2 separate regions of the Mus musculus genome follow, and region 2 is linked to region 1. Evidence: chromatin contacts called from ENCODE POLR2A ChIA-PET data. All regions are on one chromosome and are shown on one strand. The core of a region is the stretch at or near the end of the contact, and the rest is flanking DNA. Distances in the headings are between cores, read along the strand shown. Region 1 holds the start of Brd4 (bromodomain containing 4). Region 2 holds the start of Akap8l (A kinase (PRKA) anchor protein 8-like).

Region 1 (3,931 bases), core at 1,357-3,856:
CTGGTCTACAGAATGAGTTCCAGGACAGCCAGGGCTATACAGAGAAACCGTGTGTGTGTGTGTGTGTGTGTGTGTGTGTGTGTGTGTGTGTATGTTGGGGGGTGGGGTGGGGGGGGGGGAGTTTCATGATCTGTAGCCCAAAGTTAGACGCTTTAACAAATGTTACAATTTCTTCACTTCTTATAACTAATTACATCTCATAATTATCATAGTCAAAGGTAAAATTTTTACTTGGCTTAGAATATACCAATATAACCAATTAACCTTTGGTTAATCACAACTAAAACACAATAGTAGGGAATACTTTTATTCTTTCTTGTTTTTTTTTTTTTTTTAAAATATTTATTTATAAGGTCAGAGGGCCAGTCCCAGGGATTGGACTCAGGTAGTCAGAAATGGCAGCAAGTGCCACTGGAGTCATCTCACCAGCCTGTTTGATTTTTTTTTTAAGATTTATTTATTTTTATTATATGTAAGTACACTATAGCTGTCCTCAGACACTCCAGAAGAGGGAGTCAGATCTCATTATAAATGGCTGTAAGCCACCATGTGGTTGCTGGGATTCGAATTCCGGACCTTCGGAAGAGCAGTCCGGTGCTCTTACCCACTGAGCCATCTCACCAGCACCTGTTTGATGTTTTGACAGTCTCACTAATACAGGGTGGTCTTCCTTTTAACCTATTATCCTTCTGCCTCAGCCTACCTTTTTCTTTTAGCCTTCTTAATTCTGGACACCTCTCTCTCTCTCTCTCTCTCTCTCTCTATATATATATATATATATATATATATATATGCATATATATATATATATATACATACATACATATACACACATACACACACACACACACATGGGGAACCTTAAAAATTCTAATTTTTTCTTTGGGGGTGGTAGTACATACCTTTTATCCCAGTACTTAAGAGGCAGAGAAAGACAGATTTCTGTGTTCAAGGCTATTCTAGTTTAAGTTTTAGGACAGTCAGGGCCATACAGAGAAATGCTGTCTTAAAAAATCTCAAAGATCTTCTGTATTCCAGGCTGGGATGTTTTGCAACCCCTCAAATGGTCACATACCTAGTTCAGAGTATGCTGGGAGCTGACTTACGTCTTCAAGAATTAAAGTTAATCTGGAGGACAAGAAAGAGAATGTTCTAGGCTTAGAGATCCGTACTGATCAATCTTCAGCTCCTCTACAGAGGCCAGCCAAGAAGACCTGGGTGTGGTGGTGAACACATGTAATCTCATTACTTGGAAGGCTGAGACAAGAAGGGTAAGAATTCTTAAGATCCTGCTCTGAAAAAAAAAATCCCCGCTGGCTCATTCTCTTATTTCATGATACATGAAATATTTTCCTTAAGTTGATTCCATAAATTGAGTGTAGTGAATATAGTGAAACGTGTCTGTATTTTCAGCAATTGTCAGTTCCCACTGACACACAACTAGCCATAGTCCTCTGGCCTTAATGTTCCTCTATCACCTGTCTGAGGGCTCTCTTCACCATCTGCTCTTTTGAGTCTGTCATCGGATTATTTAAATTTTTGGATTAAAAATCTTTTCTTGGGGTTGGAGATTTAGCTCAGTGGTAGAGCGCTTGCCTAGCAAGCGCAAGGCCCTGGGTTCGGTCCTCAGCTCTGGGGGAAAAAAAAAAATCTTTTCTTGTCGTTCTTGCATGTGAAGATCCCCACTCATCTGCAAGGTTCCTTCCCTGAGTCTGCGTGTCGGCTTCCTCCGAAAAGCTGTTTCCTTATGGATGGCCCTGAAGACTCTTCTTGTCTTCTCTTGATCTTCCCTCTTCTGTGTATCCCTCTGGGGTACACAGTCCTCAGAGACCCTCGATCGTGTTCCAAGGACTCCCGCCCTCCTCCCCCCAGTCGGGGGAGCCAGTCTCCTGTCCTCACCTCTACAACCGCCGCCGGCACTAACGAAGCTCTCCGGACCTGGGAGGACCAGCGGGACGCGCACGCCGGGCGGCGGCGATGACACGGGGCCGCGCGCGCAGCGTGCGTGGTGACATCAGTGCGCTGGCGGCGGCGGCAGGGCTGTTTGTTCTGCTCTCCCGCAGCCGAGGAACCGAAGCAGTGGCGGCGGCTGCGGCGGAGGCTGCCAGCAGTGCCCGCGGGCGAGCGGGGCCTGTGAGCGCAGCGGCGCGGCGGGCGCGGCGGACGGGCCCCGGCTTGGCGTCCCGGACAGCGTGCGGCGGCGTGCGGCCTAGCGTCTCAGGTGAGGGGACCGGTGTCCTTCGCGGCCGCGAGGCGGGCTGCCGGGGCCCCACGGCGCGGCCCGCGTAACCTGCATTGCGTAATGGGGCTGGTGCGCCACCACCTACGCCATCGGCGCGGGGGTGGGGAGGCCGCAGTTTCGTGGGCCCGGAGCCTGGTGCTTCTCGCGCCCTGCCGGGGCAGCCCGCGCCGTTGGGGCGGCGGCGGCCGAGTGGGCTCGCGGACTTTGTACCGGGGCAGTTGCGCCCGCCGCTGTCCCCCTTGGCGCGGGCGGCGGCAGGGAACGGGACCGGGACCGGGACCGGGGGCGCGGGCGCGCTGGGCGGCCGGGGGCGGGCGGGGGGCGGGCCAAGCTCCCGGCACTTCCTGCCGCCGCCATTTTGTCAAGTGAGGAGGAGGAGGAGGAGGAGGAGGAGGAAGCGACTGCCTCTGGATCTGCGGTGCGCGCCGGGCCGCGTAAGTCCGGGCCGGGGATGCTGACCGCGGGTACCGCCCGCTCTCTCTGGTTGCAGTTCCCCCTTGGGGCGGGTCGCTCTTGCGCGTCGTGCCCCGGCGCGCTCTCCTTCCGTCAGCTGGGTACTCCTGCCAGTGCTGGGATAGCGAGTTCCCGCTTCATAGTCTCACCTTTCCGGCTGTCCCCGGAGCTCTGCCTAGAAAGAGGTAGAAGATTTTGTTCACAGGGAGAGAGCTTCCATTGCACGCCTGCTCCAGGCTGGACCCAGGGGACAGGAAGGGTGACGAAGGACCAGGAGTCCCTCTCGACCCACCCACTCCCAACCTGGAAGCCTACTCTTTGGGTGCTTTGTTTTGATGGGTCTCTGCTTGCTGCCGTCCCTTGCAATGGCTTCTTACTTGCAGGAGTGTGTCGGTTTAGGGTGGGGATGTTGGAGAGTTGTGATTCAGCAAAATGACCCCCCCCCCCCTTACACACAAACACGGAAATAGCACTTAAACAAGAAGCCCCCAAGGCCGAGCTGGGTTGGAGATGGGAAATCCCACGTTAGTGTAGTGGACAGTGTGAATACTTTTGCTCAGGCCGGTGGGTGAGTCATGTGCCTCTGCTGATTGGCTGACCTCCCTGTTACTCAAGACAAGGGTTTTTTTGTTTGTTTTTTTAAAAGTGTTTTTAGCCTGCTTGTTTACTTGTTTATGCTTTTCGAAATCTGGTGAGATTATCTCCTGTGTGTGTATATATGTTGGATGCCAGTTGCAGCAGCCCTCTTGAGAATGTCTTTACTTATCATCAAAGGTGATATTAATAGCCCCTGGTTACTAAAATCCAACTCTCAGTGTACTTCTAAGCCAATGTGCTCTTCAGTGCTATAATAAAAAATTGGAAAATTTTTATGAATGGAGATGTCAACTTCCCTTGGAATTGGTAGAGCTTGGGTGTTGTAAAGAATGTCACCCACAGGGCTAGACAGATGGCTCAGCGGTTAAGAGCACTGATTGCTCTTCCAAAGGTCCTGAGTTCAAATCCCAGCAACCACATGGTGGCTCATAACCATCTGTAATGAGATCTGATGCCCTCTTCTGGGGTTTATGAAGACAGCTATAAATTAAAAAAAAAAAAAAGAAAAAAAAAGAATGTCACCCACAAAAATGCAAAGGAATTATGAATGTGTTTTCAATTTCAAGAAGTCTTCAGCTAGCCGGGCGTGGTGTCGAACGCCTTTAATCCCAGCACTCGGGAGGCAGAGGCAGGTGGATT
Region 2 (3,762 bases), core at 650-3,149, 66 kb before region 1:
GACATCAGAAATTAAACAAGACCTTGGGTGAAATCACACCAAGTGCTACAAAGTAAACTGCAGGATCTAGAGATATCATGGGGCTGTACTTTATCTAGGATTCCAGAAAGTATGGCACTCCAAAGAGGCAGTACACATAAAGCGGACTTATGTCGCATGTTCCCGGGTCACATGCACATGGTCCACTGCAACTGGCTTTCTTTTGCAAAAGTGGGGAGAAATTATCGTCAGGACATTGTATCTGGACAAATGGTAAAAACAAGCCCTTTTAATCACAGCAACAGCCTAATCTATACTTCTCTACCTCCCCTGCCCCAACTAAATTGTGAAGAACAGTTTTGGCTATCATATCAACTATTTCAGTATGTTTCTTTGAAGGATCTAGGCCTTTTAAAGAATGCCATTGTTATTACCCCTAAAGAAACTGCTAACAAGAACTGAGAGGTGGCTCAATGGCAAAGAACACACACTGCTCTTACAGAGAACTTGGATTTGGTTCCCAGCACCCACATGGCAGCTCACAGTAACTCCAGGGTATCCAGTACCCTCTTCTGACCACCTCAGGCACTGGGGGTGCATGTAGTTGCATAGACATATATTCAAGCAAAACAAATACATAAGCCTAAAAAGAATTGATAAACATTCCTTAATACCAATAGAACACCTACTTTAACATTTCTCAAAACCATAAGAAGGTACATGAATCATAGAAGCAGAGCTTGCTGTAGTTTATCCATTGTTTTATTTTTAGGGTTCTTCCAAGGATACCTCCCATGGTGACTTTCCACACAGCCAGGAGGAGCCAGGCATAGTGCTTAGAACAAGGCTGGTACTGGGTTACATTTTTCGTTTTGTGGAGCTGAGCATTGAACATAGGTTCTTATGTCAAGCATTTGCAATAATATATGATACATTGAGATATACTACTTGTATAACAAATAGCATACACATAAACAGTTATTTTTAAAGTGGTTTTTGAGAGGCAGGAGAGATGGCTCAGCAGTTAAGAGCACTAGCTGTTTTCCCAGAGGACCCAGGTTCAATTCCCAGTACCTTCATGGCAGCTCAGGGCTGTCTGAAACTCCAGTTCAGGTGATCTGACACCCTCACACAGACACGCGCAAGCAAAACACTAATACACATAAAATTTTCAAAAGCATCTTTATTTTGCAGTTGGAGAGCTCACATAAGGCCTTCTGTACATGCTAGGATAAAATGTTTTTCCACCAAGCTATATCCTTACAAACACTATTAATTGTTATGTAACGATTAATAAGAAAATAATATTTACTATTTACTTTGTGAAACTGGCCCTAATTCTTTACCCCTCCTTGAAACGGGGACTCACTGGAACCCAGAGTGGCTTAGAATTCATATAGTATAATCTGACCTCAAACTCGAGTCATTCTGTCTCAGGCTCCGGTATTCTGGGGTTACAGAAGTCAGCTACTACACATGGCCTTCTTCGTTTGTTTTAACGTTATCTCACATAACGTTTGTCAGGACCTTGTTTAGCAGTTAGATACTAATTTTCTCCTTTCAACATGGCTTTACCATTCTTGACTTCATTTCAGTGGCGGGGCGCAAGACGGTCGTCTCTGCTCACGCTGGCAAGTGTCTCGCTCGCACACACCAGGCGAGCACACGCGTGGGCTCGGACCTCTAGGTTGCATGCAGCTCCGCCCCTTCGAACCTTTCCATCTTCTCCCCTTGGCCTATTGGCGCAGGTTTTTGTTAACAGGAGGCGGAGAGTAAGGCGGGGTCGTCGGGGGTTGGCAGTATCTCCAACCACTGTCACGAAGAGGTGTAAAAATAGACAGGTAGCGAAACCAATAGGCGTGAAGTCCGAGGTTTGCAGAAGCCAATGAGATAAGGAGGCGGGGCTGGAGCGTGTGTGGAAGGACCCCAGGGATTGTTGTGGCGTCAGACGCGCAGAGTAGCGGTCTGTGTCCACGGCTCGGGTGTTCTCTGCGGCCATGAGCTACACAGGTAGGCCCAACAGGGTGAAGGCAGCGCTCTGGGCCGGGGCGTCAGGACGGGCTGAGTCATGCTAGGATCTCCTCTTGTAGTGTCGTGGTCATTGCCCTCTGTGGTCACAAAATGGCGTCTTAGGCTCTTCCCTTCGGGGTCGCATCCCTCAAGCTTCGGCTCTCACTGACCTCAGCCGGGCATCTTGGACTCTCCTGGCTACTCAAGGATTTGCTTGTGTCTTCTGTGACCGTAGGTCTTGGGCCTCAACGTTAGGTTCAGGCTTCCCGCACCTCCGTTCGTCATTCCCTGGCTAGTGCCCCACGGACACCCACGTCTAAGACGTCGCTTCTCAGGCCTGAGCTTCTGAGATCAGTCCGTTGGGGCGGCTGCTGTCGCCATTGCCTCCCTTGAGCAGTTTCTGTGCAAAACGTCGCAGACCCTTACTCATGGCACTCCCCCCACTTCATCTGGTATAAAGCGGGAGGGGGGGAGAGCCAACCTCCCCTACCTCACTCCCCCAGGGGGCGGTGAGAATCTGTAAATCTATATGAAGGCTCTGAACCGTTGCAGGGAGCTTTAGAGAGCAAGCTTGAACCCTGGTGACGAATGACTACTTTCCACTCAACTTACCGAATCAGGTGCTGAATAGACACTGAATGCTGACAAGAATTTCTTAAGCATCTTATAGGCGAGGACAGACAAAATACAATAAATATATTATTTTGGGTCTTGGGTATCCTGAAGAGATTCAGCCATTACACGGAGAGCTTTGAAGCCTCTGGGAAGGGTGACGTTTAAGAAGAGATGTAAGCAAAATAGGAAAGAGTAAAGATAGCTGTCGCTGTAAAACATACTGGGCTGGAACCGCCTACCTACTTAGATCAGTGATATTTGAGCAAAGAGGAAGGTGGGTGAGGAGCATGGTGAGGGGTGTGGAATATGCTTGAGTGACTGTAGAATCATTCTTGAGTGAGTTAGTTGCCAAGGCTCCCTGGGTTTGCCAATGAAACTTATCAGTCAGTGCCACAGACAGTGCCTCCCACTTTACTGGAGGTATTTCAGGCTTGAACTTAAGTGGTTGCTGGATAACCCACATTCTGTTTGGAATGTTTAAGGCTTTCAATGGAACCTGAGCTTTATGCCAGTCCTCCTAAGCCCCTGGGTCAAATGCTTGCCAAGAACCTTGGGATTTTTAACAACCATCCTCTAGGCCAGTGGTTCTCAACCAGGGTGATTTTGCCTGCCTCACACCTCCCAGGGGTACATTTGGCAATATCTGGAGTCCTGTTTTGTCTTATCTATATAATGTGTGTATGGGCAGGGGGGGGGTGGAGGTGGGGGACTGGTATGCAGTGCTACTGACATCTAGTGGATAAAGGGTAGGGCTGCAACTCTGCAGCCTGAAGCGCATAGTATGGCTTCCACCACAACATACTTTACTTTATTTACATGTATCTGTCTGCATCTACATGTATGTGTTTGTGTGAGTGTGTCAGCCATGTATGAAGGTGCCCCTTGGGACCAGAAGAGAACATGGGTCCCTTGAAACTGGAGTTAACGGAGGGTTGTGAGTGAGCCGCCTGACATGGGTTCTAGGATCTGACTCTCGTCCTCACAATTGAGCAGCATATTTCCAACCCTTCAGTGTTTTTTTTTTTTAATAAATTTGTTTATTTAATTTTGTTCATATGAGTGTTTTTCCTGAATGTGTGTGTCTGTGCACTGCCATGTGAGCGCCTGTAACTCTATAAAACTAAGGGTAAAGATGATTATGAGCCACCCCCATGGCTT

Evidence for each region. ChIA-PET counts read pairs that join two places held with the same protein, here RNA polymerase II (POLR2A).
Region 2: POLR2A ChIA-PET joins it to region 1 with 16 read pairs in Patski. The contact joins the promoter of Akap8l here to the promoter of Brd4 in region 1. POLR2A ChIA-PET finds 5 or more read pairs at or near these places in 3 of 5 experiments (Patski and embryonic stem cell).

The regions. Positions count from the first base shown.
Region 1 is chr17:32,282,808-32,286,738 of GRCm38, reverse strand. Brd4 (bromodomain containing 4) reads left to right here and starts at 2,606. Exons shown (of 20, transcript NM_020508.4): 1 at 2,606-2,676.
Region 2 is chr17:32,348,714-32,352,475 of GRCm38, reverse strand. Akap8l (A kinase (PRKA) anchor protein 8-like) reads left to right here and starts at 1,899. Exons shown (of 14, transcript NM_017476.2): 1 at 1,899-1,989. The coding sequence starts at 1,977.